Regions from separate parts of the Homo sapiens genome. Here regions 1 and 2 are each linked to region 3. A link is a loop called in an ENCODE intact Hi-C map of the cell type or tissue named here. Cell type or tissue: GM12878. All regions are shown on one strand. Links, peaks and the distances in the headings refer to the core of each region. The heading gives the core; the rest is flanking DNA. Region 1 has its middle 32 kb from the start of ARHGEF38. Region 2 overlaps ARHGEF38 (Rho guanine nucleotide exchange factor 38). Region 3 overlaps GSTCD (glutathione S-transferase C-terminal domain containing).

The links. Peaks named below come from ENCODE experiments on the same cell type or tissue, not always from the same donor. Only the 100,000 strongest peaks of a DNase experiment are listed, where the experiment ranks them.
Region 1: it touches region 3 in a loop (7-fold over the local background); 35 of 110 quality-filtered maps call a loop at or near these places.
Region 2: it touches region 3 in a loop (4-fold over the local background); 2 of 110 quality-filtered maps call a loop at or near these places.

Annotation. Positions count from the first base shown.
Region 1 is chr4:105,514,914-105,526,203 of GRCh38, forward strand. It overlaps the pseudogene PIMREGP2. Among named protein-coding and RNA genes, the nearest start is that of ARHGEF38, 32 kb to the right of the region's middle. In GM12878, for the core only: a CTCF peak has its summit at 6,107 (motif pointing right); a DNase peak (open chromatin) is centred at 6,128.
Region 2 is chr4:105,588,279-105,599,568 of GRCh38, forward strand. ARHGEF38 (Rho guanine nucleotide exchange factor 38) reads left to right here. Exons shown (of 14, transcript NM_001242729.2): 2 at 970-1,157. Among named protein-coding and RNA genes, the nearest start is that of ARHGEF38-IT1, 32 kb to the left of the region's middle. In GM12878, for the core only: no CTCF peak of the experiment used is centred there; DNase peaks (open chromatin) are centred at 6,013 and 6,413; H3K4me3 peaks cover 602 bases; H3K27ac peaks cover 1,621 bases.
Region 3 is chr4:105,709,871-105,721,160 of GRCh38, forward strand. It overlaps GSTCD (glutathione S-transferase C-terminal domain containing), which reads left to right. Exons shown (of 12, transcript NM_001370181.1): 2 at 7,723-8,169; 3 at 9,190-9,657. The coding sequence starts at 7,744. Among named protein-coding and RNA genes, the nearest start is that of GSTCD, 6.7 kb to the left of the region's middle. In GM12878, for the core only: a CTCF peak has its summit at 6,002 (motif pointing left); a DNase peak (open chromatin) is centred at 4,559; H3K4me3 peaks cover 602 bases; H3K27ac peaks cover 1,311 bases.

The sequences.
Region 1 (11,290 bases), core at 3,746-8,745, 190 kb before region 3:
TTATAAGTGAATTCTTATAGGGAATTGCTTATAAGTAATTCTTATAAGGAATTATAGGGAATTACTTATAAGTAATTCTTAGGTCCATTACTTAGGTCCAGTAGTAATTGTTTTATAAACTTGGGCGCTCCAGTGTTAGGTGCATATATATTTAGGATTCTGACATTTTTCTGTTGGACAAGTCTTTTGTCATTGTATAATGTCCCTATTTGTCTTTTTTAATTGTTGTTGCTTTAAAGTTTGTTTTGTCTGATATAAGAATAGCTACTTCTGCTCACTTTTGGTGTCCATTTGTATGGAATGTCTTTTTTCCACACTTTATGTGAGTCCTTTGTATTAGGTGAGTCTCTTGAAGGCAGCAGATAGTTGGGTTGGCAAATTCTTACCCATTCTGCGATCTGTATCTTTTAAGTGGAGCATTTAGGCCATTTACATTTCAACATTAGTATTGAGATGTGAGGTACCATTCCATTCATCATGCTATTTGTTGCCTGTATAACTTGCTTTTTTTTTAAGTGTATTTTTGTTTTATAGGTCCTGTGAGACTTATGCTTTCGATGTGTTTCCATGACTTGTTTCAAGATTTAGAGCTCCTTTTAGCAGTTCTTGTAGTGGTGGCTTGGTAGTGGCGAATTCTCTCAGCATTTTTTTGTCTGAAGAAGACTGTATCTTTCCTTCATTTATGAAGCTTAGTTTCACTGGATATAAAATTCTTGGCTGATAATTGTTTTGTTTAAGGCGGCTGAAGATAGGGCCCCAATCTCTTCTAGCTTGGTGGGTTTCTGCTGAGAAATCTGTTGTTAATCTGATAGGTTTTCCTTTATAGGTTGCCTGATGCTTTTGCCTTACAGCTCTTAAGATTCTTTTCTTCATTTTGACTTTAGATAACCTGATGACAATGTGCCTAGGTGATGATCTTTTTGCAATAAATTTCCCAGGTGTTCCTTGAGCTTCTTGTATTTGGATGTCTAATCTCTAACAAGGCTGGGGAAGTTTTCCTCGATTATTCCCCCAAATATGTTTTCCAAACTTGTAGATTTCTCTTCCTTCTCAGAAACTCTGATTATTCTTAGGTTTGGTCATTTAACATTATCCCAAACTTCTTGGAGGCTTTGTTCACTTTTTTCTTACTCTTTTTTCTTGGTCTTTGTTGGATTGGGTTAATTTGAAAACCTTGTCTTCAAGCTCTGAAGTTCTTTCTTCTGCTTTATTCCCTTGTCTTTTAAAATTGGCATAATGATAATGAAGAAAGCAATATTTAGAGTCTTAAATTTCCCAACTCTAATCCAAAACTATTTCACTCCACTGCTATCTTCTTATTCCCCAGGTATCCATTTGCTGCCTTTTATTTTTATTTTTATTTTCTTTTAATTTTTTTAGAGGCAGGGTCTTGCTCTGTCACCCAGGCTGGAATGAAGTGGTGTGGTCATAGCCCACTGCAGCCTTGAATGACTGGGCTTAAGCAATCCTCCTGCCTCACCCTCCTGAGTAGCTGGGACTACAGGTACATGCCACCATGTCCAGCTAATTTGCGTGTGTGTGTGTGTGTGTGTGTGTGTGTGTGTGTGTGAGATGGAGTCTTGCTCTGTTGCTCAGGCTGGAGTGCAGTGGCACAATCTCAGCTCACTGCAAACTCCACCTCTCAGGTTCAAGCGACTCTTGTGTCTCAGCCTCCTGACTAGCTGGGATTACAGGTGAGCACCACCACACCTGGCTAATTTTTGTATTTTTAGTAGAGATGAGGTTTCACCATGTTGGCCAGGCTGGTCTTGAACTCCTGACCTCAAGTGATCCACCTACCTCGGCCACCCAAAGTGCTGGGATTACAGGCATAAGCCACCATGACTGGGCGCCCAGCTAATTTTTTAAAAACTTTTTTGGTAGATACAGGGTCTTGCTATGTTGCCCAGGCTGGTTTCAAACTCCTGGCTTTAAGTGATCTTCACACCTCAGCCTCCCAAAGTACTAAGATTACAGACATGAGCCACCTCACCTATTTGAGAATATGTCTATTATCCTCTCTTATCCCTCATTGTCCAGATACTCTAGAGATTTATTTAATCTACATCTCATGCACTCATGCTGTTTCTTCTTATTAGCTCATGATGCCATCATTTGAAGACTTGTTCTGTCAATTTGACATACACTGATGGCAAGGCCTCATAGGGTCAATGTTGCGCACCCAGCTTACCACTTTTTAGCTTATATCTAGGCTCAGATATTTTTTCCTTAAAAATACTGCTGTGTCAGAATAGCTGGATCCATGGAACTTTACAGCATCAACTACACTCTGTGGCCATGTTATGTACTGGGCCACCTCATGGTGATTTGGATATTTGCCACTCAGGGTGATTCCCTCTGCTAATCCTATAATTGGGCCTCCTAATTGTTGTACTCTGTACAACAGGGGTCCCCAACCCCCAGGCAATGGTACTGGCCCCATCCCCTTGTACGGTTCTGTAGCCTAATTAGAACCAGGCCACACAGCAGGAGGTGAGTGGTGGGTGAGTAACTTCATCTGTATTTGCAACCACTCCTCATTGCTCACATTAGGGCCTGAACTCCACCACCTGTAAGATCAGTGGTGGCATTAGCCTCTCATAGGAGCACAGACCCTATTATGAACTGTGCATGCAAAGGATCCAGGTTGCATGTTCTTTATGATAATCTAATGCCTGATGATCTGTCACTATCTCCCACCACCCCTAGATGGGACCATCTAGTTGCAAGAAAACAAGCTCAGGGATCCCACCGATTCCACAAGATGGTGAGTTGTATAATTATTTCATTATATATTACAATGTAGTAATAATAGAAATAAAGTGTACTATAAATATAATGCACTTGAATAACCAAGTGCACTTGAATAACTCAAAACCATCTCTCTGTCCTAGTCCATGGAAAAACTGTCTTCCGTGAAACCAGTCCTTGGTACCAAAAAGGCTGGGGACTGTAAAAAGCTTGGGGACTCTTGCTGTACAATATTGTCTTTCTGAGCTCTCCATGAAGCATCCCAAATGCCAATTTCCCAAACTATATTCACCCTAACTTATATATTTTATCACAGAGTATCTTACGTATTTTATCACAGAGTAAAAATCTACCTAAAAGTAAAATGTAATATCTACCATTAAATACAGGGAGACCAGCTTAATTTCTAAGCACAGAATCCTATTTCAACTCTGACTTAACTATCACTTTATTTCAATGTATTAATACCTATCTTCTGTTTCTTTATTATTGGGTTGGCTTCTCATTGGAATTCAAGTTCCTTAAAGGCATATTCACTATTACTTATCTTTAGATCCTTAGCCTTACTTAGTAAATAAATGATAAAATAGGACAAAGAGAAGGGAAGTTTTTTTTTCATAGCCAGGTAGTTTTGGCTGTCTGCTATAACTATCATTAGATAGAACATTTTACTTTATAAAAGCAAAATGGATCACTGTTAATAATCAGAGAAAACCTCAGAAGCTGATTGGCGATGATCTTTTATACATTTTGAGAATCATCAGTAAGCATTTTTGTACCTACAAAGCAAAATGTGCTGTACCAAGTGCTGATGTTATAAGCTCCCTAGAATGTCATGGTCTCCTGCCATTCACCATCTCAAAATAATCATCATACTTCAATATTCCATTTCTATTGCTTTTACCCCTTCATTTAGAAGTTGTAAAAATTATATTTATAATATAATAGAAAACATTATAATATAAAAATTATACATTCAAATATGTAAAATTAGATATCCTTCTGGTAACAAAAGTGTTACATGCCCATTGTAAAATATTTAAACAACGTAGAATGTTTACATAAAAAGTGTTACTTTTTCATAATCCCACCCCCAAGAGATAATTACAGATTTTCCTATGATGTACATTCTTCTGAGTTTTTAAAATACACATTCAAATACCTAGATGATGTATTTTAAAAAAATGTGATCAGGTAGTATATAGTTTGGCAACTTTTATCATTTCGGTAGTTATCTTTCTTTGTCAGCAGGTATAGATATAACTTATTATTTTAATAATTGTGTAATTTCCATAGATAGGTATGTTTTTTAATTGGCTCACAATTGATGAACAATTGAGTGGTTTCTAATTTTTGCTATGAAAACAGAGTTGCAATGACTACTTACGTAGATAAATCTTTCTGCATTTGTGCAACTTTTTCTCAGGAAAAATTCTTAGAAATAGAATTTTTGACTTGAAAATCATCAATATTTTAATTTTGAATGTAATTTTATTTTAAATAGATATTTCCAAACTGCTTTCCATAAAGTTATGCTAACTTGCATTGTAGAATGTAATGTTTACACTAGAATGGAATGTTTTCATCACTAGGCTCATCGTTTTAATATTTTCTAAGAAAAATATCTCACTGCTTGAATTTATATTTTTTCATTAGTAGTCAGATGTAGCATCTTTTCACATATTTGTTAGTTATTTGCATTTTTCTGTGGATTATGTTTTATGACTCTTGCCATTTTTATTTCCTGTAGTTATTTTATATTGTAATATTTCTTATAATTTACAGCAATTAACCCATAAATCACGTGTATTATGAATATTAATTCCTAGTTCATTGTTTCTATATCCACCTTCTTTAGAGTATAGTTTTATGTACTCTATTTTAATTTCGGAGATAGCTGAATTTATCTTTTTTTATAGTTTCTGGTTTTTATATCAAGGCTATGTAGAATTTTATCAATTTACGAATTATTTATCCATATTTACCCCTACTTTTTACTCTTTTATTGTTCCTTAGTTATGATTTTATATTCAAGATAAAAATAATCATTCTTACACACTTATTTCCTGTTACATCATTATACATTTCTTTTTCTTTTTTTCTTTTAAGACGGAGTTTGGCTCTTGTTGCCCAGACTGGAGTGCAGCGATCTCGCTCACCGCAACCTCCGTCTCCCGGGTTCAAGCGATTCCCCTGCCTCAGCCTCCCGAGTAGCTGGGATTACAGGCATGCGCCACCACACCCGGCTAATGATGTTTTTTGTTTGTTTGTTTGTTTGTTTGAGACGGAGTCTCGCTCTGTGGCCCAGGCTGGAGTGCAGTGGCGTGATCTCGGCTCACTGCAAGCTCCTCCTCCCGGGTTCAAGCGATTCTGCTGCCTCAGCCTCCCAAGTAGCTGAGATTACAGGCACGTGCCACCATGCCCAGCTAATTTTTGTATTTTTAGTGGAGATGGGGTTTCTCCATATTGGTCAGGCTGGTCTCAAACTCCTGACCTCAGGAGCCGCCCGCCTTGGCTTCCCAAAGTGCTGGGATTACAGGCGTGAGCCACCACGCCCAGCACAACATTATACATACTAAGTAACATAGTTACGTATTCTATAATTTGTGATTATAACTTTCAGAATAGAGAAAAACAGTTGTCCCTCAAGATCCACAGAGGATTCCTTCCAGAAACAGCGTAGATGCCAAAATCTAATTATGCTCAAGTCCCTGGTATAAAATGACATAGTATTTGCAAGTAATCTGAACATATCCATCTGTATACATTAAATCATCTCTAGATTACTTATAATACCTAGTACAATGTAAATATTCTGTAAATAGTTGTTATTCTAAATTGGTTTTGAAAATATTTTTAAATTTTTTGTTGTATTTTTTTCCAATAGTTTTTATTCATGGTTAGTTGAATTCGTGGACATGGAACACGCAGATACAAAGGGCTGACTGTATTAAAAAACGACATCTGAGAACTCAAGACAATACTTTCAGAAGAAAAATGCTGCAAATTTCGAAAACAGGTGAACTAAATATTAATAAATATTTGGTAATATTTATAAAGACAAAAGCATTTTGTTCCTTACAAACATTGGGCTTTTTGATATTCCGCTGAGTGTTTTATGAGCTGATCATAGGTGGAGATGCAGGTCAATTGAGCAGATCTTAATTAAGAGTCTTCACTTTGCCCAGTGTTGGGAATACAGCAGTATCAAGGCTTTGGGAAAAAAATCTGCTGGAGGCTGCTAAAGAAAGAATTGTACTTATTTCTTCCAAAACAGCCTCTCTTGTCTCTCTCCCTGGTCATGCACAGGAAAAACATGTAACTGTGATAATTTGGTAATCACCCGACACCACAAGAGGGAGCCAACAGTAGATCCTTACTGAGCTGACCCCCATGGATTGGAGAATTTAGAAGGGGAAAGAAATTTGCTAGTGGATGATGATTTTTAGCTGTTGAATCAAACCTATCCTGATCTATCTTTAAACTTGCCAGTTATTCAAACCAATAAATTCCTATAATTGTTTAAGCTAGTTTCTGTTACATCCAGAGGCATTCTACTCAATACAGTGGTTCTCTTATATAACTGCATTAATGCTGTATACTTCTTCATGTTGACTTTTTCTTTTTATGCTATTGTGATTATCATTTAACTTGTCTGTGTTCTCTTCAGAGTTTCAGCCAGAATTGTATCTATCTCGTAGACAATCCATACACCCAATACAATGTCCAATGGAATCTAGATACCTTAGCTATTTGCCAAAAGTCTGAGAAGAAACTATGCCATCAAGGAGCATTATGCTATTTGATTTCTTTTTTGTAATGTTACTATATGATAGAATTGTTACTGTTTTTTTGTTTTTGTTTTTGCAGATTTAGGAGGTACATGTGCAGGTTTGTTACATGGGTATATTGCACAATGCTTTGAGGTCTGGGCTTGTAATGATCCCATCACACAAGTATGGAACATAGTATCCAAGGTTTTTCAACACTTACCTGGCTCCCTCCTTACTTTTGGAGTACCCAGTATCTATTGTTTCCATATTCGTGTCCATGTATACCCAGTGTTTAGCTTTCACTTATAAGTGAGAACATGCAGTATTTAATTTTCTATTTCTGAATAAATTTACTTAGAATAATGGCCTCCAGCTGCATTCATGTTGCTGCAAAGGACATGATTTTGTTCTTTTTTTTATGGCTGTGTATTTGATTTCTTAACTTCCGTTTATTATGCACTATTTTCCTTAATTCATTTGTTTTCTTTTAAAACTATAAATACAGAAAAGCACATAGAGGCATGCATGAAACACCAACAATGAATAAATGTTTACACTGCATATCAAGTTGGACACCCCAATCCTAGTTCCCTCTCTTTGAATCCAAAACCAAATATTATCGTTATCTGCCATATAGGCTGGCTAGATTTTTAAAATAATATTGTTTTGTCTGGTTTCCAAAATATGTGCAAATGGAATTATACTCTACTTAATACTTGGAAACTTATTTTATACAGTCAACCTATGTGTTCCTGACATTTATCAATGTAAATTCACATGGCTTTTGCTTATTCATTTTAAATGCTGTGTTGTTTTGCATCATAGGAAGATACCATGTCTAACGTTTTCAGTTACCTGTTAGTGGAGATTTGCATTGGTTCTAGTTTTCACTATTACAAACAATGCATCAAATGGACATCTTTATGTATCTGATGAGAGCTTTTCTACAATAATAGGACTAAGCAAGAAATTGATGGTCATAGGATATGCACATTATCAAATATACTGGATATTGCCAAACTCTCTTGTTTCAAAAAACGGCTGCAAATTTTGAAATTTTTGTGTATTACAAAATTGCTTTCCAAAGTGGTTGCACCAATTTATACTTCCACCACAATCTAAAAAAGTAATCACTGGTCCACATCACTGCTTAATACTTGGTATTATTAATTTTTACATCTCACTAATCTGATAGGTATGAAATGATTCTTCATTTTCATTTTTTTTTTGCCCAGATTACTAGTGACATTATTATCCTGTTAGGTACTTACTCATCATTACGCTTTCTATTTTTGTGATTTGCCTGCTCATATCCATTGCCTATTTGGGGTAGAGGGGGTGTGGTTGACTTCTAAATCATTTTTCTAATTTGTCTGTAATAATTCATCATATATTTGATATAAATCTCTTTTTTATGTTGTGAATTACTTTTCCCTGTCTGACAATTATCTTACAGTTATGTTTATGATGACTTAAACTTTTACTATTAGAAGTTCACTACAAAATAGTCTTTTCTTTTTGGGGGGTTTAGTTAAAACATCCTTCCCTACCCCAATATAGTAAAAGTATTCTCATTTTTTAATCTAAAAATTTTAAGTTTCATTTTTCACATTTAAATCTTTAATCCATATGAAATTTATTTTGCTTAAGGTGTAAATCAGGGAAATCTTTTTCATATAATAAATCAATCACATCAACACTTTTCTCCGTTAATTTGTTTTTTTGTTTGTTTATTTGTTTTTGAGAAAGGGTCTTGCTCTGTCGCCCAGGCTATAGTACAGCAGCCACCGCGCCCACCCTTTCCTCTGTTAATTTGTAAAGCTTTCTCTACGATACACCACATTTCTTGTACACTTCCCTCTGTTTCTGGGCTTCCTATTCTATTCCACTTATCTATTTGTCTATGAACCAATATCACATTGTCCTGTAAATATTATGGTATCCTGTTGATATATGGTAAGACAAGTCTTTAAAATGGTCTTAACTATTCACAATACTTTACTCTCCTATATAACTTTTTTAAAACAATCAATTTCCATAAAAATATATTGCTGGGATTTTAATGAAATTTCATTTAATTTACAGATTAGTTCAGAAAATAGACACTTTTCTGGTATTGAATATTTCTATTTATGGGTATAATATGTCTTGTAATTTAGTTAGGTCTTCTGTCATATCTTTCAATAAAATTTTGTACTTTTTTCCAAAAAGATTGTGAACACCTTCTATTAGATTTATTCCTAGGTACATTTTTGGTTGTTGTTGGTTTTGTAAATTGTATCTTTTCAAGTTACTTTTTATGACCATCGTTGCTAAGTTCTTAGGCAAGCTATCAATTCTTTTATATTGGCCTTGTATTCAGCAAGTTAGCTGAATTATCTTAATTGCTTTAATGGTTGTCTTTTAAATTCTTAGATTTTCTATGTAGACAACCATATCATCTGACGGTCACAACTTTATTTCTCTTCTATTCTAATCCTTACACACACATCTTATTTATTTTACTTTATTTAGGTCTTTTATTATATGATGAATTGAAGCAGTGTTAACAGATATCTTTCACTTGTTCTTGTTTAAGTGTACTTGACAAAAGGTAAAATCATGACTCATGCAAATATAAAATGGGTATGTGTCAAGGATTTTGTTCAATTGATTAATTAATGGGAGAACCAAGAACATGTTAAAATGAGTTCAAAAAATACTTCAGGCCCGTCGCAGTGGCTCATGTCTATTATCTCAACACTTTAAGAAGCCAAGGCAGGCGGATCCTGAATTGAGTCCGGGAATTTGAGACCAGCCTGGGCAACATGGTAAAAACTCATCTCTACAAAAAATACAAAAATTAGCTGGGTGTGGTAGTGTGCGCCTGTAGTCCCAGCTACTAGGAAAGCTGAGGTGGGAGGATCAGCCTGAGCCTGGCAGGTTGAGGCTGCAGTGAGTCGTGAGGGTGCCACTGCACTCCAGCCTGGGCGACACAGCCAGACCCTGTCTCAAACACACACACACACACACACACACACACACACACACACACACAAAATCCTTTAGAGCTAAGGCAGTAAATATAGGCAATTTAATAAAGGAACTTTAGGATAAGATTGCTGGGTTAAATACAAAACTGGTTAATACCCTACAGAGCAATAAACCTTACTTTGAGGTTGTATCTTTCACTAAAGAGAAATTATTTTCATCTGTACTAGACAAATATCTGCAAGTTAATCTCTGTATTTACAGACTGTAAAACAGCACGGTCAATAGAAAAATTAACTAAAGGTGCAAACCCAGAACTGTGCCGAAAGAACACCTGGTATTCTTTTTTGCCCAATTCTAAGTTTTGGATAATTTTTCTGATGTTCTTTATATTAAAGAAAATGCTTATAAAATTTTACCATTAATTAAGGTGTTTGTGGAGTTTTTGGTAAATACCTTTTCAAGTAAGTTAAAGAAGTTTTCTTCTAATTCTGGTTTCTAAAAAATAATTTAGCACAAAAAATTAGCCGGGCATGGTGGCAGGCGCCTGTAGTCCCAGCTACTTGGGAGGCTGAGGCAGGAGAATGGCGTGAACCTGGGAGGTGGAGCTTGCAGTGAGCGGAGATAGCACCACTGCACTCCAGCCTGGGCAATAGAGCGAGACTCCGTCTCAAAAATATATATATAAATAAATAAATAATAATAATAATTTAGCATAAATGAGTAGTGCAATAAATACGTTTTCTGCATTGATTAACTTTTTTTTGCTTTTTCTCCTTTTCGTATGTTAATGAGGTGGACTATATTGATAATTTCTTGATGTTGAAATATCACTTTATTCCTCAGAAAACACTACTTGGTCATGACGTGTTATGTTATATACTGGTGACATTTATTTTCTAATATTTTATTTGAGAATTTTTCATTTATGTTCATAAGTGAAACTGCTCAGTACTTTTCTGGTTCTGTCCTTAGATTTTGTAAGCAGATAATTTTCTTTCTTTGTCTACTCTTTTTGGAAAGTTTTAAAAATAAGATCTAGAATATCTTTTTTCTCATAGACTTGGTTGAAAAATCACTTATAAAACTAATTTTGTATGGTTTCAATTTTAAGGGAGAAATTTTTGACTGCTGATGTAATTTTTAATGGTTATTGGCTTTTTTATATCATATTTTTTCTTGAATCAATTTGGATAATTTATATTTTCTAGAAAAAATGAAATTTAAACATTTTCAAATTTATTGACACAAAGTTGTTCAAGGTGCTGTCTTGTGACTTTTCAAACATTCATTCTTTTCATTTTTCTTAAAATTATTTATTTGTGGCTTCTTTATTCTTTTGATTAGTTTTATTTGATAATGTATTTTTATTTATCTTTTAATAAATAGATTGATTTTATGAATCACCTGTTTTTAAGTTGGTCTACTAGTCATTAATTTCTGTTCATATCTCTTGAAAAATAATTTCTTTCCAAGTTTTCTCACTATTTGTGCAGCTTCTTGATTTGAATGCTTAACTAATTTATTTTAAGTGTTTCTCTTTTTTTTCCAAATGCAAACAGTCTTTATTATGAGAACGCAATGTTATCTAGGTTTCTTTCTAATAAAATGACAAAGGAGGTTTCTTAAATAATTTACAAAGGGCAGAAATTGCTCTTGAACAGGGCTACCCCTCCCAGCACACCCACAGTACTCTGCTTTGGGCATATAAATAGGTACCCATGAGCCCATGGTCTTAAGCCTGGAAATATCTCCTATGCCTTCCTTTGAGTCCCTGGTAGGAAAAGCAGGGATGA
Region 2 (11,290 bases), core at 3,292-8,291, 120 kb before region 3:
CCAGTTACTAGAATCATGTTAACTTTAAATGAAATATAATTACTTCTGCAACTGCAGAGACTAAGATGAAAATTAAGCTTCAAGCTTGAAGCAAATCCATTTACACACACTCTTACATACACAGACTCACACACTGCCCTGATGTTTATCGCCACTTTGATTTCATGGTCTGTGGTCTGGTTTGTGGCTTCCAAAATTTTACATTGCTCTGGGGAGCTCGTCCTTGAAGATACTTAGCTTTCTTACTTGAATACTTCATATAAACTTTTGCTATGTGTGAGGCTTCCCATTTATCTCATTATCTCCCCAGTACTGTGACTTTTTAAATTAAAACTTTCTGTTCGACAGTTCAAGAATTTTGAAATAACAAGATATGCTTGGTATAAAAGATGAACCATGAAAAATTTCAGTTGAAATTTATTTAATCCACCACTTCTTCACTCCTCATGGATTCTGATAGTGAATTGAAAAGAAAAACTCCAATCATGCAATTGTTTTCCATTTCATTGAGATTTGGATATTACCCACTGAGAATGAGAGGTAATTGTTTTTAATAGCAGTGACAAAATTCATTTTCATTTACTAATTAAAGGCATTTCATTTACTAATTAAAATTCTTCCCTTGATTTAAAAGCAAATGTGAACGGAAGTTGTGAACTGTTTTTTTTATACATTTGATCTCCAGGCTGAATACCGGCTTTATAGGCTAAGCTACAACAATGGGATATTTTAAAGAAGCCACGATAATTGAGTATCATTTAACTCACTTGTTAGAGGAAGTTCGCTCCCACTTTTCTTCTTGCTTATAGTTTTGTAGGGGAATGTCCATATATCACTTCCTAAGAAAACATCATGAGGATACCTTCAGCCTTTTTCCTTGTTAACAAAGTCCTTCGAAGGCGTTGTTTGTAATGAAGGAAAAAGAAACCTCAGCAGAATGCCTCACCTGTATATGTTTTCATTTAACAGAAAAGATGACTCCACAGGGTGAGTGTTCTGTAGCTGAGACCTTAACCCCAGAGGAAGAGCATCATATGAAGAGGATGATGGCAAAGCGGGAAAAGATCATTAAGGAGCTGATACAGACAGAAAAGGATTATCTCAATGATCTAGAGCTGTGTGTTAGGGAAGTGGTTCAGCCCCTGAGAAATAAAAAGGTAAATATATATTTGAGATTTTTTTTTCTCTCCCATATCATAAATAGGATCACTAGCACCATGAAATTGAAGCACTCAGGTGTATCAATGGGATGATGTGCCTTTCTCCCCAAAACAGCACTGTTCTCAGCTCTGGGGTTACAGTTTAGTACAAAACAAAGTCCTGCCCTTGTGGAGTTCACTTTCTAGTGCAGAAAAGGAGGAGTCAGACAATACACAATAAATAAATAAGCAAACAAAATTAAGATATGTTATATGGTGTGAAGTATGGCTGAGGAAACTAAAGCAGGGAAAAGGAATGAAATAAGGGGACAAGGCCGGGTGCTGTGGCTCATGCCTGTAACCCAGCACTTTGGGAGGCTGAGGTGGGAGGATCACCTGAGGTTCGGATTTCAAGACCAGCCTGGCCAACATGGTGAAACCTCATCTCTACAAAATTACAAAATACAAAAAATTAGCTGGGCATGGTGGCACACGCCTGTAATCCCAGCTACTTGGGAAGCTGAGGCAAGAGAATTGCTTGAACCCGGGAGACAGAGGTTGCAATGAGCCAAATCGCGCCATTGCACTGCAGCCTGGGCAACAGAGTGAGACTCTGTCTCAAAAAAAAAAAGAGAGAAAGAAAGAAAAAGAAAGAAAGAAGGAAGGAAGGAAGGAAGGAAGGAAGGAAGGAAGGAAGGAAGGAAGGAAGGAAAGAAAGAAAAAAAAGAAAGAAAGAAAGAGAGAGAGAGAGAGATGGGGACAAACGAGTGGTCATTCTATTTCAAATAGAGTGGCAAATGAAGACTTTTCCAGTGGAGGACATTGAGCAGAGAACTGAAGGAGGTAACAGAATGGTCCAGGCAAAGTGGAATACAAGGGCAAAGACTCCAAGGAGTGATAACTCATCATTAGGGTTGTAAATACACAAATCAAACAATATAGAAAAACAGAAGCTAGAAAGTGAAAATGATCAGAAATTCCACGGTCAAAGAAAATTACCATTAACACAATCAGACATATCCCCTCAGACATCTATTTGAACACTTACATATACATATACAAGCACATATATTTTTACATAAATGTGATCAAAACTACAAATAATATCTTGTAACATACTTGTTTCATCCATAAATCTGTTACATGTATCTTTTTATGAGTACTAATATTTTTCAATATCTGTCTACTATTACAGTGGTTGAGATGTTTTGGATGTTTGTTTCCTTATATCCTTAGAATAAATTCCTAGAAATTAATTGTTAGGTCAAAGGGTATGCATATTTAAGATTTTGAATAAAATGGACAACTGCCAAACAGAAAGTCAATATGATTTTAATATTCATTCCTATTAATAATGATTCAGAGAGCATTTTCTCTGCATCCTCTTTAATGCTGAGACTTGTTGATTTCATAAATGTTCTTTTGATTCCTTCTGATAAATATCTTCTCATATATTCATTGGCCTTTTCTGTTATTCATATCCATGTTTTTTGCTGTTTTAAAAAATGATGGTTTAATATTTTTCTTATTATTTTATAAGAACTTTCTGTGTATTAGAGTTATTCTTTTTCCATCCCACATGTTGCAAATAATTTTTCTGGTAAGTCTTTTGGTTTCTAACCTTGTTTAAGATGTATGTTTATTTTGTTTTTGCCATGTTTAGTCAAATATATCCAACTTTATTGATTCTGAGACATATTTTAATATTACCCATGATTATAAAAGCATTGCTAGCCTGTCATGCCCCCAACTATTTACAACATTCAGGAGCAGATTTTATATTTCTTAACACAGTACTCTTCTCAGATTTTTTTGTTTTGTTTTGTTTTGTGACAGAGTCTCGCTCTGTCACCCAGGCTGGAGTGCAGTGGCGCTGTCTCTGCTCACTGCAAGCTCCGCCTCCCGGGTTCATGCCATTCTCCTGCCTCAGCCTCCCGAGTAGCTGGGACTACAGGTGACTGCCACCACACCCGGCTAATTTTTCTGTATATTTAGTAGAGACGGGGTTTCACAGTGTTAGCCAGGGTGGTCTCCATCTCCTGACCTTGTGATCCACCCGACTTGGCCTCCCAAAGTGCTGGGATTACAGGCGTGAGCCACCATGCCCGGCCTCAGAAATATTTTTTAAAAAACCATCTGGCCTACATATTAGGGAAAACCAGTATAGGTCAAGGCACTTCTGACACAAAAATTGTTTTTTGGTCTAAGACAATGTATAAAGAGGAGTAGCAAAGAAGGCATGGAAGCCTTTTCTTACACAGGAAGTCATCTTCAGTTTGCCTCATGACTTTTATTTAATGCTTACTATATGTCAGATCTTGCTCCAGGCACTTCATTAGCATTCTCATTTAATCCCCCACAGTTCCCACGCCAGAATTACCAGACACTTTCTGAAAACCTGGAAATTTCTTATTCATGATGTAAGAGTAGAAGTAATATTGATGGTCGTGATAAAAATTTGCTCTTTAGTGTCATTGCTACGTATATAAATGTTTTCTGCTGTGTTTTCTTTATTTTATTAACATATAAACCAGATGTATTTGATATAACTGCTATTCTGGCAGATATCAATGGTTACTAACATGTTCATTTACATACTTATTCAAATGTTGATTTTAAATGCACATAGCATCAGACTCTGTCACTACCTTTCCTTATGGTACAGTCCTCCCTGTCAACTCTTATTCTTTGAAAAATTTGGAACCTAGCCCACTGTGTCTATGTATTCTCACTCTCTCGCTCTCCTCCTTAATTCTGACATCTTTTTTAGGTAATTTCAATATTCATGCAAATAACCCATGCAACATTCGGGCCTCTCAGTTCTTTCACTTTTTCATATCCAACAATCTTTCCTCAATCCCATTCAGCCACTCACGCCAGGGTCATAACCTAGAACTTGCCATTACCAACAACTTCATCCCCTCAAAATCAGAATTTCAAGCTTACTATTCTCTGATGCCCAAGCCTACTCCCACTGGTACGATTTCTGACAACCTTCTGATGGCACCGAGACCTCCAAACTATGGACATTACTACCATTTCTCTCTTCATCGGGCCCAAAGATGCTTTAATTTCTATGGGTCCTTCATTATAATCGCTCCTTGCACACGACCTCAATTCCTTTTTCTCTCTTTCTTTCCATTTACTTCCCTGCAACAACTTACTCGAGTGAAGTTCAATTTTTCGTCTACTTCACACCTTTACCTGTGCAGCAGAATTAATCTCTTATAAAATTCATGACCACTTTCTACTGGGGCCCCCAGTAATGTTTCTGAGGAGATTCTCTCACATTCTTTTCCTCACATGTCAAACACCCCTTTTTCTTCTCTCAGCTTATGCCCTTTTCCATCATTTCATAAAGAAACTAGAAACAATAAGATGTGCACACTCCCAACACCAAATCTACCAACTTACTGCATCTCTACCTATATAAGTTGGCTTCCTCCTATTACCGGAAGCAATGGTTCCCGCTTCTAATGAAGGATGACCTCTCTCTGCTAGTGCAGTGGATTCTATCCCCTCAGACTGAAAGGTTTTACTCCAGTCTGTGTCCTTTCTCTCTCCTGAATAATTAGTTTACCCTCCTTATGGAATCATTCATAGCACTATTATCTACTATCTTAAAAACCAAAATCAAACACAAACAAACCAAAAAAATTGTTTTCCTCGATCCTAAAGGAATCATCTATATTCATTGTCTATTTTAAAATTAAATATAAAATATTTACTAGGTATAAGAACATTTGTGACTAAAACATGTTTCAAAATAAGCACAATTTATCAAAAATCTGTCCCTGCGATTGGCTAATGATCAATATAAAAAACAGTAAAAAACACGCCCAGTTGCAGTGGCTCACACCTGTAATCCCAGCACTTTGGAAAGATCAGCACAACCAGGAGGATTGCTTGAGGCCAGGAGTTCGAGACCAGCCTGGGCAGCATAGGGAGACCTCATCCCTATTTAAAAAAAAACAGCCAAGTGTAGTGGCTTGCTTCTGTAGTCCAGGCTACTCAGGAGGCTGAGGTGGGAGGATCACTTGAGCCCAGGAGGTTGAGGCTGCAGTGAGCCATGATCACGCCACTGTACTGCAGCCTGAGAGACAGAGCAAGACCCTGTCTCCAGAAGAAACAAATAAACAGACAGACAAAAACATCAAATATACAAGAAAAGTCTTTCTTTGAATTCTTAGTCCACATTTGTATCAAATGGACTAAGTTTACCTTATATGAAAATGTTGCCAATTTAAATAATCTGCTACATTGGTGAGTCAAACTAGCCCCGCTAAAATGAATGTCATTGATAGCTGTATTCTTATATATTTTCTCCAATTCTTTTTTGTGCTTTTACTTTTTGTTATTTTTCTTTACTTGTTTTTGGCTTCCTATGAAACTCTTATAAGCAGTTCTCAGAATTGGTGTCTTAGACCATGCCAGGTAAAACTTTTCCATTATGGTAACATTTATGGTCGTTTATTTGGCACATTTGGCTTTTGCTCTCAATACTGTGAATTACAATTCTCAAAATTCTAACTCACATTTTCTAGGTTGTTTTATTTGAATTGTTTATAGGTTGTTGATTTTTCACACTTTGACCTTGTTATTTAGCTATCTTTCAATGCTGTCTGCTCTCTGCCTTCCTCATTGTGGACTTTAATTTCATTCTATTAGTTCTCTCCACTAAGGTAATAGCAATTCTCTTAAGGTTCTCAGAATTCTCATGTCAGATCTGCCTTTTTCCCACTTCTCAAAACTTTTAACCTTTGATTAAGTAAATAAATGTTCGGGTACTCATATGACTCTTATCAGCGTTTATATGAGTGCTGAGGTAGTTAGTTGACACCACCAGTTCATTCAGTTCACTACCTTTTCAATGTTCGTTAGTTCTTTCCTGTTCTCACTTCCCTTCTGGACATTTAACTACCAGTGTCTTTGAGCACAAACCACCTGTCATCACTGTCAAAATGTGTAGATTAACACATACAGTTTTCAGATAACTATAGCAATAATCTGTAAACCAAGCTTAGCTAAACCTGGGGCAACATAAATATTTTACAACTACAGGTTAAGCTAGGAGAGAATTTGGGTATCATCGGATTCATCATCTTTTCTCTATACAAAATCAAACTCAGACCACTCCCAGTAAAAACAAAACAAAACAAGTCATTTTATTTAAGTGAAAATTGGATGAAGGAAGTTGAAAACTGAGGAAAGTACCAGAAGTTCCTGGCTTAACTGAGTCACCTTGTATGAGTGAATCAGTGTACAAATGAGTGATTAGATCTAGCCCTTGACTGACAACTGTTCTGTGACAATCGTGCTGTAAACTTTAATCTTAACTTCAAGGCTTTTCTATGTCAGACCTTTACCGAACTGATAATACATCAAACTCAGCAGTTACACATCTTCTTTAATAGCAGCACTGTGAGAGGTTTTGCAAAGAAGGCAAACGTTATCCACATCAGTTAGTGTTGAAACATTTAGTGGGAAAACAGGTTCTAGTTATTTATTATCCAAACAGGGCAGTGAGAGATACTCTATGTTTTTGGCTATAAGTCAAAGTAAATCAAACTAGAGTAGACTAATCTAACAATGGAAAGGGCAAAAAGTGATTGAAAGGAATAGCTGGAGGAATTTGAGTACTGTACTTATTTTTATTTTTCTTTGTTTTTTAATTATTTTCAGTTGCTAAAATTCACATAGTGCAAATCTACCAAAGATCTCAAGGGGGCTATAGAATTCCTCAGCTACTCGGTTTCCTCCCCTAGAGGCAAACTCCATTACCAGCATCTTTTTACCCATCCAATGATATTTCAAGTGTATGTGTTTGAATGCACACTTGGTAGATTTTATTTCTATAACAAGAAAGTTATGTGTATTTATTTTGAATTTACTCATATTTGGTTTAATCATGTGCCTTATGCTCAAAAATTTGTGTTTTCTAAAAAATGGTTTAAAATATATATAATTTTGTATTGACAGGAATTCAGTTGGAATTTTCTGTTAAAATTTTGATATACTATATGGCAACATTATATAAATAATTTTCACTAGAAAAAATATATAGAGGAAAATAATCACCTGTAGTCTTGCCACTTAGAAATAAGCACAATAATTATTTTGGCTTATTGTTTATACAAACATACTGAAATATTTTCTGGAATAGGAATTATACCATACACAGTTGTCCCTCAGTATCTACGGGGCACTGGCTCCAGGATCCACCAAGAATACCAAAATACATGGAAGCTTAAGTGTCTGACGTAAAATGCAATGGTTACATTTACACATAACCTACACACATCCTACTGTATACTTTAAATCATCTCTAGATTATTTATGGTACCTAATACAATGTAAATGCCATCTAAATTGTTGTTATACTATATTGTTTAGGGAATAATGATAAGAAAGAGAGTCTGTTCAATACAGATGCATTTTAAAAAATATTCTTGATCCACAGAGGACTGATTCCATAGACATGGAACTCAAGGATTCAGAGGGTTGACTGTATGCCATTATGGAATATTTTCCCCTGATGACAACTATATATTTACACATTTTATTTTCAGCCACAAATAACAAATATGAAATTGAAAATTTAAAAAAACTTATTAAAATAAGGGACCATAAATTTGATGTTCATGCTCTCTCTCAATTCAGAGTCCTTGAATGTAAAATGGTGCCTATTACCAGTGTTATCAGTCATACCTAGGTTAGCAGTGGGCTGTTTCAATGTCAGGATGGTGGGGAGTATATTGAGCAATGGTTCTGTGTGACATCCTACAAAATCTCTCCCTCAGGGTCCAAAGTGGGTGAGGAAAGCCCTGGGATAGGGAAACACAAAAGAGAGGGAGTTAGGGAGGGAAAATTCTTAGCTGGCCGCTTTTTCAAAGGAGCAAGGGAGGGAAGGCACTCCAGGGCTCAGGCATTCAGCTTCCTGCTTGTGCCCCCCACCCCAAACCAAGTTGCTGTAGCGTCAGCCATCATACCAACCCTGTCAGAGAAGGCTGCGTGTGAGGAGGGCTCACCAACTCCCTGAGAACACAGTATAGATCCAAGTATCCCTGAAAGGAGACAGGGAGGAGGGGAATATAGATGTACTATAATAATAAAAATACTGTTCAAAGACCATAATACAATGAAAATTTATATATAATAAAGAGATAGCCAAAGTCCCATTGACTTCCTATGCATTTTAAGCTATATTTACTGCTAAAGTATTCAGTGAAACTTGTATATCCCTTTGCTGTGTTTTTCATGGCTCTTCCTTCACCAGAGTGAGCCCATTGCCGTCCTATACAACAGGAACTGCAGCTTCAGCACGTCATGGGAATCTTCCTGAGTTCCATATCCTGCCCTCTCTTCCGATGTTTTTAGCTGGTTGGGCATCCCTGGTGACCGTCATGACACCTCAAAGCTAGGTTCTACCTCTATATCCAGCCCCTGGCTGCCTTGCTGTGGAACAGCACTCCCAGAAATTATACAGTGCATAGCGGCTCTGCAGCAGCCCTGATGCACTGCTTACTCGGCTCTAAATTTTAGTGTCACTGCCTAGATGCACTCTCTGAGATGACCCTCAGTTCTATCTGAATACTCTCACCACCCTTCTCTCCCAGCCCAGCTCCTCAGACCCCCAACTTGTCCATAACAGGAATTCAGACAATGAAATGTAATGAAATTTTGCTACTTTCATTGAGCAGAGGACAGAATTACTGTTACAGTAGCTCACTGAAATACAAGATAAAAGGACCAAGGCAAAAATATTTTATCTAGTAATTATCAAAATATAGCCAGTTTTCCTAGATAGATAGGTGGATAGATAGATAAATGAAGCTTCTCAAAGTTATTTGCTAAAATTTTGCCCACATAACAAATAGAAGAAACCAGATGTAAGCAAATATCTTTGGGAATGAATTTTCGATGGTCACAGAGGACTCTTGTCAAAATTGTTTTCTCCAGCTGTCACCTTCACTAAAAGACATTTACTGTTTCCAGGAAGAATGGTCTTTCATTTTTGCTTAATAGGCAACCATGGAATTCTCTCTCTCTTTCTTTTTAAATCACCCAGCTACCCTTCCCATCTCTGTTCACTTCCAGAATTTTCTGATTGTAGTCTGGGCCTGAAAACACATTTCATCTTGGCTCACTGACCACAACTTTCTTAAAGTTGGCTACTCTCTAAAACTCTGTCTCTTCCATGAAATTGCCCTGAACTCAGTGGAGTTAAGGTATTGATTTCTCACAGACATGTCTTATTTATGCAAACAATTGCCTTATGCCATTTATAATATGTTCTACCCCACAACATCAAAATCCAATGCACACATTCTATTGTTTTGCAGGATGTTAGCCTTGGGGGAAACTTGGTAAAGGGTACATGGATCTCTCTGTTTCAATTTTTTTTACAACTGCATGTGAATCTACAGTTAATTCAAAATAAGAACTTTAATTAAAAACATAATGCCCTTATTTTCTCTATCTTCCTCCCTTTCTCTCTTTAAATTATCCTTTTAAATACACATGTAAAATTTTACATGTAAGGATAAAATTTTTCCTCTGATCCTTTACCTTGTTTACTCTCCCAAACTTTCCAATTTTTTTTTTAATATATTGTGTTTTCAGAGGGGTAGAGACTACGTTTAAGAATAAGGGTACACATTCGGTTGTTTGGAAGAAATTTTATGATGTATAAAACAACCTCCTATGTATCTTGGCTGTTTCTCACGCTATGCTTGAAACACCAGAAATCCATGTAAACTGTAAAACAAACTGATGAAAAAGCCAAGTCCCTTTCTCCACTTCCATCTCCTATTCGATCCAGCCCCACCCACTGTAGAGTAAGGCAGTTCCTGAGGTCAAACTCCTCAGTCACAAGACCTCACAGACTTTAGTGAGTACAGATATCCAAACCAGGCTGATAATTCCAAAGTAAAAGATGCCCTAAAAGCCAGAGAAAAACAGGGATTTTGTTCACTACATTAAATAAAAATCTGAGAAAACCAGAGCAATTCCTGCCAAGTATAATTAAGATGCTGGGAGAAATGACTCAAAAGAAATATACCTGCCTTTCTCATTCTACTTTGTATTGGCCTTTCTGAACTAAGGTGCTGACTTGAAAATGTTATACTCTTGCTGGAAGTCTGCTTTAACTATCAATACAAATATTCTTCAATCCTTTACAAATACCGATTTTCATGAAGAATAAGATACATTACAACAAAAAATCCTGTAATCTGTATGACCAGGTTAGAACTCCATTTTTTTTTTAATCAAAGACTTGATTTTCACACTTTCTGTGGAATCCTAGCATTTATTATATAGTCTGGGCCATTGTTTCTCCATAATAAGGCCAGATACCTGAGGTCTCATAAAGTCAGAAAAAAAAAACTCAATAAAATTTTTCTTGATTTTATGTAAGTGTGTTAATAAGGGCAGTTCCTATGTGTTGGAGGTTAAAAATGTGAAATGTTAAATTTAAAAATAAAAGTCACAGTGTTGCCAGCCACAATGTGACTGTGTTAATACATAATATCTAACTGGCCTCTTTCTCAAGTACTGACACTGAGTCATCACACTTCACTTACTTTCCCATTTTCCCCTGGAGGGACGTTTCTGTTTTGTCAACCTGGAAAACACATAGTTTGCTGTCATATTGGATTCAGATTTAGTTGGGTATGAAAGTGATACATCAATATTCTAGTATGTGAATTTTCTTTTTATGGGAAGGAAATCTCTTATCTTTGCTTGTTCAGAAAGTCTCAACTCAAAAAAATGAGGCATTCATTTTTATCCTTGTACTGTAGTTTTATGATAGAAACTGTCCTCCTTGTTGTTACATTTATAAGCACCTCCTAAGCTCCTTTTTAGGACAGCTTCAGTGCTCTCTAATTTTTATAATCTATAGTCCAGATCGATCAGAATCTGCTGGACCAAGTGAGGATAAAAATGAATGCATTTCCCAATTCAGTGCAGGATTTGGGATGCCCAGAATTGAAAAACATAGATGTGTTAAGCGGATCTGTTTTAATATCCAGAAAAGTCATCCCTCAGCCTGGGCAAGATGATCTTGTGCTCATTACTTTACTTCCCAGAATGGAGATGATGCATAAACCACAATTTTAATTTGCTTTTTTTTGTGCATGTGTAGAATA
Region 3 (11,290 bases), core at 3,647-8,646:
CATGTAAACATAGTCATTTAAATCCATGATAATAAACTGTTATAACACAACTAAGTGATTCGCTGTCATATTTAATAAACATTAAGCTATGCGGGTTTTTTTTTCTTTTTTTTTAACTGCCTGATGGGGAGCATACACCACTGAGAGGATTGCTTTAAGCACACTCATTACTAAAAATTGTGTTTGTATTACACCTGAAAGTATCGTTTTGTGAGGTCTCACTTCAAAAATAAGACTGAAAAGGTCAATGAGATTTGAGAATCATCATTTCTTTTTATTTTATATACTTTGCACTTCTACGTGTTTTTGCTTTAATTTAAACACAGCTCAAACTTGAGCTTCTGTAGTAGTGGGCCCATCAATTTTTTTTTTTTTTTTTTTTTTTGAGCTGGAGTCCTGCTCTGTCGCCTGGGGATGGATTGCAATGGCAACATCCGCCTCCCGGGCTCAAGCAATTCTCCTGCCTCAGCCTCCCGAGTAGTTGGGATTACAGGCGCCCACAATCACACTCGGCTCCTTTTTTTTTTTTTTTTTTTTCAGTCGAGGAGGGGTTTCACCATGTTGGCCAGGCTGGTCTCAAACTCCTGACCTCAAATGATCCGCCCGCCTCGGCTTCCCAAAGTGGTGGGATTACAGGCGTGAGCCACCGCGCCCGGCCTGTTTTTGTTTTTTTAAACTTGTTTTACTTGTAGCTTTTGTTTCATCATCTGTGATTTTTAAATAAAAATAAATACTGAGTATCCAATTAGCTTTTCTAACAAAGAATAAATACTTGGAATGCAGATATTGAAACCATTTAGATTAAAACAAGCACAGGTATTGTTTGCTGTGAAAATTCAGTAATTTTATTTCATACTTGGTAACATGTTAGCCATTTGCGCTGTCGATCACTGTTAATTATGAGGTCGGGTTTAGCTGAAGGCATTATGACTCCATGGCAACAGATGATTCCCTGATTCTCCAGAGAGATTACACACTTCGTTTGTGGCTAAGGTTACTGTAAGCTTTTCACTTAAAAACTTTTCCTACTTCTTTACCAGATAAGAAAACAGCTAATTTTAATCACTGGCTTTTGTTCTCTAGGACTTAACTGCATCCCATATTACGTATTTAATGAGCTTGAAAAAATCTCAGTGTTTTTCTTATCGTTTTTGACCCTAAATATTTAAGGTAATTGGCTGCTATCTATCTGTTGAGGGGCATGTTTTTTTGTTTTGTTTTGTTTTGGTTAAATCTATATTATTGTAATAAAATAGGGTACAATTTTCAGCCAAATACTGTTGTTTTATGAAAAGCATAAAACACAAGATAAGTTATAAAATTCAAAATGTTGAACATATGATGTAGGAGAGAATTTAGGCAGGTTTAAATTTTAATCTTTAAGAAAAGTAAGTGTTTGTGATTTTTCATACTTATAAACTGTGTTGAACTTCTTATTTTGTACAATAGGTTGATATGCACATGGATTAAGGGTTTCACGTTTATATTTTACCATTTCATGATTCCCTGGCTTTCAGCCTCAGTAACAAATATGTTTTTTTTCAGTATTTGGTTGGGAAAAACTTTTCAATCAATATAAATCCTTTACCTTTCATGGAAAGAAGCTTGAAAATATAAACCATAATTTGGGTTTTGCCCATCAAGGTTTGCATATTTTAATAGTGCCAGTTGATAAGGAATTTGGTTATAAATTATAAAGAAATAATAGTAGCTAGTATTTATTTAAGGACTTAATATGTGACAAGCTTTTTTCTGTATGGCACACTACATGGTAGGTACAGTTATTATTGTCTCCATTTTATTATATAAGTGAGGAAACAGATATGCAGAAAAGTTTTTTATAGCTACTAAGAATCAGAACCAGTATATTTGCACCCAGGTGGTCTGGCTCAACAGTCTCGGCTCTAATCTATTACTTTATAATTCTTGTTTTATAAATATTCTTGCTAGGCACATGTATGGAATCTAGTTAAGATTCTTAGTTCCTTTGCCCTGGATATAAGTATACATAAAAACTTCTGTGCTTGCTTTATTTATGAGTTTGGTTAGATTCCATTTATACTTTTCCCGATTCACCTCACAAAGGTGATCTTATTTCTTCATTTTAATTTATACTTAGTTGGTCCTTAAAATAGAGTTATTAATTTGGAAAAGAAAGAATGGTGTCATGAAGAATGAGATACACATTGTACCAAGACTAAAGTTATTAATAATACTCTCAGACAGTGATTTCTGACATTCATATATGTACATTCATTCCTTGAACTAAAGTTTCAGTTCATTAAGCACTGGAGATGTTATAGTGTTAGGTGATAAGAGCTATGAAGAAAAAGGGAAGCTAGGTAAGAGGCTAGGGTGTGCTTTTTCAATTCAGGCAGTCAGGAGAGGCTGTTCTGAGTTAATATTTATGCAGAAAAATCAATGAAATGAGGGAGCAAGCCCTGTGAATCTCTTGGAGAAAAGCATTCTAGGCAAAGCAATAGCAAGTACAAATATTCTCAAGTGGCACCTTCCAAAAACAGCAAGGACAGCTATGGCTGGAAGGGAGTGAAGAAGGATAAGAGATGAGGTCAGAAAGGGATAGCTAGGGTCACAGTAGGCCTATAGGCCATAATAGGAAATTTGGATTTTATTTTGAGTGTGCTGAAGAGCCATTGGATGGTTTTGAGCACGAGACATCTGATTTATGTTTTTAAGGATCACCCTGTTGTTGGAGAATGGACTGTTTTATGGAAAGTGGAGGAAAATAGTTAATAGGCTTTTGCAGTAGTCCTTGTAAGCACTGGCGATGACTTAGATTAAGGTGGTAGTGGTAGAGGTGCTGAGGAGTTGGATTTAGCATATACTTCAAAGGTAGAGATGGCAGGGTATGAGAGAGAGAAAAAAAGAAGTTGAGTGGGACTTTTGAGTTTTTGGCCTAAGCATCTGGGTAATTGGTGTTGCCATTTTACCAGGAAGTAGAACACGAAGGGAAGGGGAGCAGGTTTAGAAAAACATCCACATGGAGATGTCAAGTAGAATATAGTAGTCTGGAGTTAGAGGAGAAGATACGGCTGGGATATACATGTAAGAGTCAGATCATATTTAAAGCTATGGCACTGGAGATCACCCAGAACAGTGCTGTCATATTGTGAGTTGTGCCCCATTAATGAGTCAGGAAATCAATGTAATGAGTAACAACCAGCATTTAAAAAAACAAGCACAGAGTAAAAAATATCAGATTTATCCCATATTGTAGGATAAGTATTGCTTCATGACATTTTTGTTTCTATTTTATTCAGTGTATTGTGTGTTACATTATAAAATATATACCTAATTGTGTGGCATGCTCAAAAGTTTGAAAGCCAGTATTCGAAGGATGGAGTGTGGATTGAGCAGAGAGCAAAACACTGAGCTGTGGGTCACTGAGACATCTGCAGAGTAGCCAATGAAAGGAATCAGGAAAGAATTGCCAAAGAATTTAATCCAGTGCAGAAACTTGTCAAATAACCCAGCCTTTGGAATGGAAGTTTATATCAAGGATTACTGAAACCAGCATACTTGCTTAGAATAACATAATATCTGACAATTTTCACTTTGGTAAAATTGCTTCAATTTATGAAATTTTATTTATAAATAGTACTGTTATATTAGAACAATACCTATTCTTAAATGTCTCTAAATAAGATCTTTTATGAATTTAATTAATACTTTTGGACTGATGTACAATTCTCATCTCTATAATGGAAATAAAATACTTTTAAGGATTGTGAGCATTAGAAGTAATGCACATGTTCTGTGTGCTTAGCACATAGTAGGTGGACAATAAAATGTATGTAATATTTAAAACTTTATTTACCTAACATTTGTTGAGCTCCTATCAAATTGTAGTCACAAAGATAACTTATTTGAAAAAACAAAAAACAAAACACAGGTTAATCATTTGCAGCAGTTATGCACTTTTTGGTCTTCATTATATAATATATAATTTATCTAATATATAATGTTATGTATACATAATGCCATAGATCTTGACTTGAATTTTGATCACAAAATTTTCAAGCTTTATTTTTTCTGGACTGTGGAGAAGTATGCTTGTTTTTAATATGTTTACTGTTTATCTCTCATTCTCTGTGTTTTATCAAGGCTAAGATATATTCATTAGAATGAAAGTGAAAAAAAAAAACCAGATCTGAATGCCTAAATATTAAACCTATGACTAATTCCACCATTTAAAAATATATTAGAACATTCCTGAGTAATGAAATCAAAGACATAATCTTTTCTTTTTACCCATTTATTCATTCGGCAAGATTCCCAAGCAAATTGGCACGTCCAGGAAAGAGATGCACACTCTATTTAATATCCTGAAGTTTGTGGTTTTGTCTGCTACTTTCTCACTCCCTCTCTGCAGAGTGGCACCTGTCAAAGCTGAGAAAGAGTAAATTACTCTATTTCTGTGCTTGGCAGGAATGTAATATGGAGTAACAAGAGCTGTGCCGCAGAAGCCCTGGAGACAGAAGTTGATTCTATAGTACCTACCTTCTTAAAGCTCGTGACAGAAAATTAGCGAACTAAGGCATTCTGAAGCTAGAAAAGAAAAAAGAGGAAGGATTTTTTTTTTTTTGCCTGTGATATTTGCATACTTGGAGCAAATACTGGTTCTACTCTCTAAAAAGGCACAGTGCAAGCCAAAAACATCACATTTGTACAGGTTTACAAATATTTAATATTTATTTTAAAAATTATATTAGTACATAATAGGGAGACATTATTCAAGGAGAGTAATTTTTTTTTTTATTCTAAGATCATTAAGTAACATTTTTAATCTCCCAGGGGGAAAACCAACATCTATATTAAAAAAAATACGTTAAGAATCAACAGTACTTTGTTGCATTTTCTCTCAGGCATCTCATTAATTTTTAGATATCACCATGGGCAGGTTATTGCTATTCTGTTTTGCTGACATTTAGCATTTTATTAAGTGCTAACAGTGAGAAGAGTTTATAGAATATGTCTAAAATCCTATTTTCATATTCTTATGTGCCTTACAACGTGGCAAATATAGGCATACTTTTTAAAAGAATATTTCTACATATCTTAAAAGCTATTAAATAGCATGGCTTTGTTTCCAGTTTTTTAAAAAGTGTTAGGATGAGCCTCGTAATTACTATTTTTTAGACTGTTGGGCAAATGATGAAATCAGTCATGTTTTCTTTCAAAACTGCTTTCTTGAAACACTTAGGGGTGAGTCTTCTTTTTACTCTCCTACTGTCAGGAGAGTGAGTCCAGAGCAAACTCCTCAAAAAGACTGTTAATTCCTGGAAAGTGTGGTTGGTCCTTTTTGCCCTAGTGTTGTTACAGATCTCACTTTGTTTGACTGTTTTTAAGGACTTATAGCATAAAGGTGTTATATTAATAATGAAAATATTTCCAGAGCTCTATTCAGCTTTATAAAAAAACTCTTTGAACTTTGATCTTTAATAAATACCTTTTTGTTTTAAAATTATCTCTCAGTGACAAAAATTTTTAAAAAATAAGCTCAGGGAGAAAATGGCATCTGTAAGTTAAAAAGTTGTTGCTTTTACAGTATATAAAATAATTTTCCCCCAGATAATCTTTTAAGAAGTAACAAATCATGGTATATATCTGTTATATTTTAATAGAAGAAATATAAAATAAAGCAGTAGTGATTATTTGTATTATTAAGAAACTTAGATAATACTTTACTGACTATATTTATTTTTTATAATGGATTACAAGTTCCTTAGTTTTAAAAAATGAAGAACTAAGAAGCTTAAAGTGTTTAGGTCTTGTTTCAGATTTTTTTAAAAAAGGGATTTAAAATATTAAAGAAAATTTAGTATGATGAAGGTTTTCTAAAATTAAGTGTACACTAACATTTTGAATACACTTAAAAGACAAGAGGTGCATGTGTACTTTTTAACAGCTTTTAAAGTAATTTTCCTTCTAATATGTCATGTTTCTGGTACGTATTTCCATGGTGAATACTTTTAAAGAGTGCCATCTAGTGTCAGTTTTGGAATTGTAATTTATGTATTAGAACATTAGGAATTTTTGACCCGGGAAATGTATAAACATAAAAAGACAGGACAATTGATAAAAACCTTAAGGAATATGACTTGAAAATAGCCATGAAGAATCTGACCTCAAGACTGTGTGTGTTTGCACCTTTAACCAGTATGTATATTTATCTCTGCTTTCATTTGTCAAATACTGCTTGCTTATATATATAATAAACCTATAAAGCAGTGAACAAAAAATTTTTACTCATGGAACATTCTAGTTAGAGGAGACAAATAATAACATATAGTATATCACCATAGCAATAAGCGCTAGGAAGAAAAAACATAGATGGAAATAGAAAGGTTTTTTTCAGGGAGCGTGGGGATTGGGGTTTGTGATTTAAATTGAGTAGTCAGGGAGGATCTCAGTAAGAAGTTGCCATTGAATAAATAAATACCTGAAGGAAGTGAGGAAGTGTTCTAGGTACTGGAAACACCAAATGCAAAGGCCCTGATGTGAGAATGTACCTAGTGTTTTAGCAAGGGTCCCCAACCCCTGGGCCCAGGACTAGTATCCATCTGTGGCCTGTTAGGAACCCCACCTCAAAGTGGGAGGTGAGTGGCAGGTGAGCCAGCATTACTGCCTGAATGGCGCCTCCTGTCAGATCAGCAGCGGCATCAGATTCTCATAGGAGCTCCAACCCTCTTAACTGCACGCAGGAGGGATCTAGGTTGCACTCTCCTTATGAGAATCTAATGCCTGATGATCTGAGGTGAAACAGTTTCATCTGGAAACCATCCCCATCCCCCCACCAACCTCCCATGGAAAAACTGTCTTTCATGAAACTGGTCCGTGGTGCCAAGAATGTTGGAGATGGCTGTTTTAGAGGAATAACAATCTACTTTGGCTGGAGCAGTGAGCAATGAAGAAAGTTAATGAGACAAACTCTGAGACATAAAGGAGGATTAGATCAAGGAGATTTTTGTAGGCTGTTGCAGAAACTTTGGCTTTTCTCTAAGGAGGGTGGGAAGACCTTGGAGGGTTTGGTTATGGGGGTGTGAAGGAAAAGAATGGTGTAACCTGAGATGGGAAGACACATAAGGAGCAGGTTTGAGGGGTGGGAGAGAATAAGGAACTGGATTTTGGACAGGTTAACTTTAAGATAGCTATCAGTATCCATGTTATGGGGAAATTTAAATATTTTTATATTATGATTCAGCACTCAGCAGCTATCACTTACTTGAGGAGAATCCACTTCTCCTGAAAGAACGAATATCCCCTCCCTATTATTTTGTAGGGTCGTAAAAAAGAAGCAGTATGGAAGGACCAGCACTGTCAAAACTTCTCAAGGATATTATCCCCAGACAGCTCTCAGTATTTTTGGTTAATTTATTTCCCCTTCTATTTATCTCCTGTTCTCACATATAGTGAGACCCCAAAATACTTGATTGGGAGGGCTCTATTGCAAAGCACTGGGGTTTGCTCATTTTAAAGGAGCTGGGTGTAATATTTCCTCTAATGCTAGTTAATTGCACAGGGTGGAATTTTTTTCTTTTGGAAGTCATTTAGTCAGTCTTCAGAAACAAACCTTATAGCATTATTATCTACTGCAAATTTTTACTGATTTCTAGAACAGGCTTTTGAAACATTCATCTTTTATTTTAGCTTCTAAATGATTATATTCTAAGACCATAATCACTTCAATTTATACTTTAGGTGACCCAATGAAAGAAGAAAATGAAAGCCATAAAGAAAAGTCTTACAGAAGAAGAATACCTGTACCTGGACTTTTCTCACCAAACAGAAGGATGCATCTTTCCTCTTCATACATCTGTAACTTTATTTCTGTTATCTTACTGTGACTGTAAAATCTTTAAAATTTGCTTAGTTGTCACCAAAGAGGTGAGTAGAGATAGTTCACTACTAAGAGATGACCTGATCCAGGATGTTGAAATACAGATTATTTCAAGGCAGGAGCTCCCACCAATAGTCCAAAATTGCTGTTTGCCTGCAGTAGTAGAACGATCAGACAATTTTTGTAGAGCAGGACTTGCTGTTGTATTGAGACACATAATCCAGAAATCCTATGAAGCAGACCCCTTAAAGAAGGAACTTTTGGAACTTCTGGGCTTTAAAAAGACTTGCTTGAAAGCCTGTGCTGAAGTAAGTATAATGTCTTTTTTCTGTTATTTGAAGCTACACAGTGATAACATAATTACCTGACCATTTAATATTTTAACTTCCTATTAGGAATAAAAGTTTATTTATTTTAAAAAACCCCAGTAACCAATGAAATAAAGTAGCCCTTTGATATAGTTTGAATATTTATCCCCTCCAAATTTCATGTTGAAATGTGATCCCCAATGTTGTTGGAGGTGGGACCTGGTAGGAGGTGTTTGGGTCGTGGGGGCAGATGCCTCGTAAATGGCTTGGTGCTCTCACTGGGGTAATGAGTGAGTTCTTGCTCTATTAGTTCATGAGAGATCTAGCTGTTGAAAAGCGCCTGGTACCTCTTCCTTGCTCTCTCTTGCACCCTCTCTCCCCATGTGACATGCCTGCACTCCCTTTGCCTTCTACCATGACTAAAAGCTTCCTGAGGTCCTGATCAGAAGCAGATGCTTCTTATATAGCCTGCAGAACCATGAGCCAAATAAACCTCTTTCCTTTATAAATTACTCAGCCTCACCTATTCCTTTACAGCAATGCAAATGGGCTAATATACCCTTTACGTGTGTCAATATTTCAGTGCAGTATTGAAAAATAAGAATTTAAGTCTTAATTTATAAAGTTTGGAGACATTTTTAGAAAATAACTCTTTTTTCTTTATTTTAGTTATGTTGATTTTTAAATGGAATGTTTACATATAAATAGGAGCTCAAATAGCAATGCTTTGGAAGCCCTGCTTATTGTGGGGGCTAGGAGGAGGGTAGGACAGGGGAGGTATATTGTAAAGGCTTTGGGAAGTAATGATTTATTTAGTAAGGGGAATACAGGAATGCTAAACTTCTTTTGCTTAATGTTTTTACTTCTGAAGCACTGTGATGTGTCTCCTGATACAACATAAAAGCCTAGCCCAGGGATGATTGAGCTCAAAACTTATTTCCCAATAAGACAGTTATTTTTTCTAAAGTTATATTGAAATTAAAAAATCTTTTCATTTCTTGTTTTGTTTTTGTTTTGTAGGTTAGTCAGTGGACCAGGCTATGTGAACTCACCATCCCTTTGGCTATTGAGAATTTTCTCAGAGAATCTTCTGACCAGCCCCCAACTATACCTGTAGAAATACTACAGCTAGAGAAAAAGCTTAGTGAGCCTGTTAGAGTGCATAATGATGATAAACTCCGCAGGCAGAAGCTCAAGCAACAGAAGGCTGATGGAGTTGGGCCTCCCCTTACTAAGGGAAAGGCAAAGAGCAAGGTCCACACACAGGAAACATCTGAAGGGTTGGATTCTTCATCCAAGAGTCTGGAACTGAAAGTGGCATTCTCAAAGCTCACAGTACAGGAAGAACCAGCTACTACCAACAGAGAGCCTTCTCACATCAGAAAAGCAAAAGCCTCCGACCTTCCACCTCTGGAGCATGTGTTTGCAGAAGGGCTTTACTTCACTCTGGCAGATATTGTGCTCTTGCCCTGTATCCATCATTTCTTGGTAAGGTTTCATCTGGACTGTACACATTACTATGAGTTTCAGTCTATGAAATTGCCTAGGTTTGAATTTCTGTTTTACTTTTTATTGTCAATATGCTGCTAGGAAAGTTATTAATATCTTTCTCCATTTTCTTATCTGTAAAATGGTGATAATAATAGTACCTATCTAAAAGGAAAAATGTAAGGAACAAATTAAAGTTTGTGTGAAGTATGGAGAACAGTGCTTGGCACATAGTAAGCTCTCAATCAAAGTTAGTAATTACTATGACTTTTAATGTGAAGTTGCTAAAATGTTAACAATTGTTATTATTAATTTCAAGTTTCTGTTGTGATTACTTTCTAATAGTAGAAGGTCCAAGTCGGCTCTGTGGTGCAATGGATACTCCGTTGGACGTCTACTATTAGAGGGTGCAGTTAAAAAAAAAAAAACTAAAAATCTTGTCAGCTAAATTTTATAATGAATTGTTAGTCACTTAAATTAATCTTATGTTAGGTATTATCAAACTGAAAATATTTTATTCTGACCTGTGTGCTTTTCTCTGTTCTCTCTGAGAGTAAAGTAGCTGGCTCTGTTATTATGTGCTGGGGGAGAATAGATAGAACGTTTTCTGAGTAGGAAGATCTCTCTCTCTCTCTCTCTGTCTGTCTTACATACACACACTCACACACGCACACACGTGTGCACACACACATTCCCTCTGTGGAGGAAAAAAGAACAGGGTGAAAATAATACCAGAGTGAACATAGGAAGCTTAGCTCTCTGCAGCCTTCCAATTGGTTTTCAAGAGCTGCATTGCTTTTTGCTTTTGTTTGGGTTTTTTTCTTGGAAGCATTTCCCCCTTTTCCCTACTAAGGAATCAGATATTAGATTTCATTCTCATTATATATCACCAACAATTCAGGTATCTCTATGGACAGAAGAGACTGCTATCGAAAATCTATGTATTTGAAGGCTTTGCTTCACAAGTAAACTCGGCAGTATTCATCAATTGTCATTTTCTTAAAGAACATTTCTCTTTTCCTCAAAATTGAACCAAATTTGGCAACCAAAACAATATAAAAAGAGAGAGATCCAGGAATTGTTTAGATGTTGATTGCTATTTTAAATGCCAGATGTCATATGTCTTCACAGAGTCCATGGAGTTGAGTGGGAAGAAGACATTGATTTTTAAATTTTTTCCTAGTCAGATGATTCCTAGGTTCTCTTCTCCATGATCCCTCTCTTCTATTACCAAGTTCCGTCATTAGAGCAGTCATTTGATACATTATGAAGTACTTGGTCTTCTGTCTTCTTGACTTCTTTGGATAACTGTGTTTCCAGTTTCACCAGAATTGAATGAAAGTGGCATATCCATTCCTTTATTGAAGAAATTTATTAAAATTATTTGAATACATAAACTAATTCTCAAAATATTTTCCTTCGTTCCTTTGTATTTTTACTGGATTTTTTTTTCTTTTTTTTTTGAGATGGAGTCTCGCTCTGTCACCTAGGCTGTGTGCAGTGGTGTAATCGCAGCTCACTGCAACCTCCGCTTCCTGGGTTGAAGCAATTCTCCTGCCTCAGCCTCCCAAGTAGCTGGGATTATAGGTGCACGCCACCATGCCTGGCTAATTTTTGTATTTTTTAAGTAGAG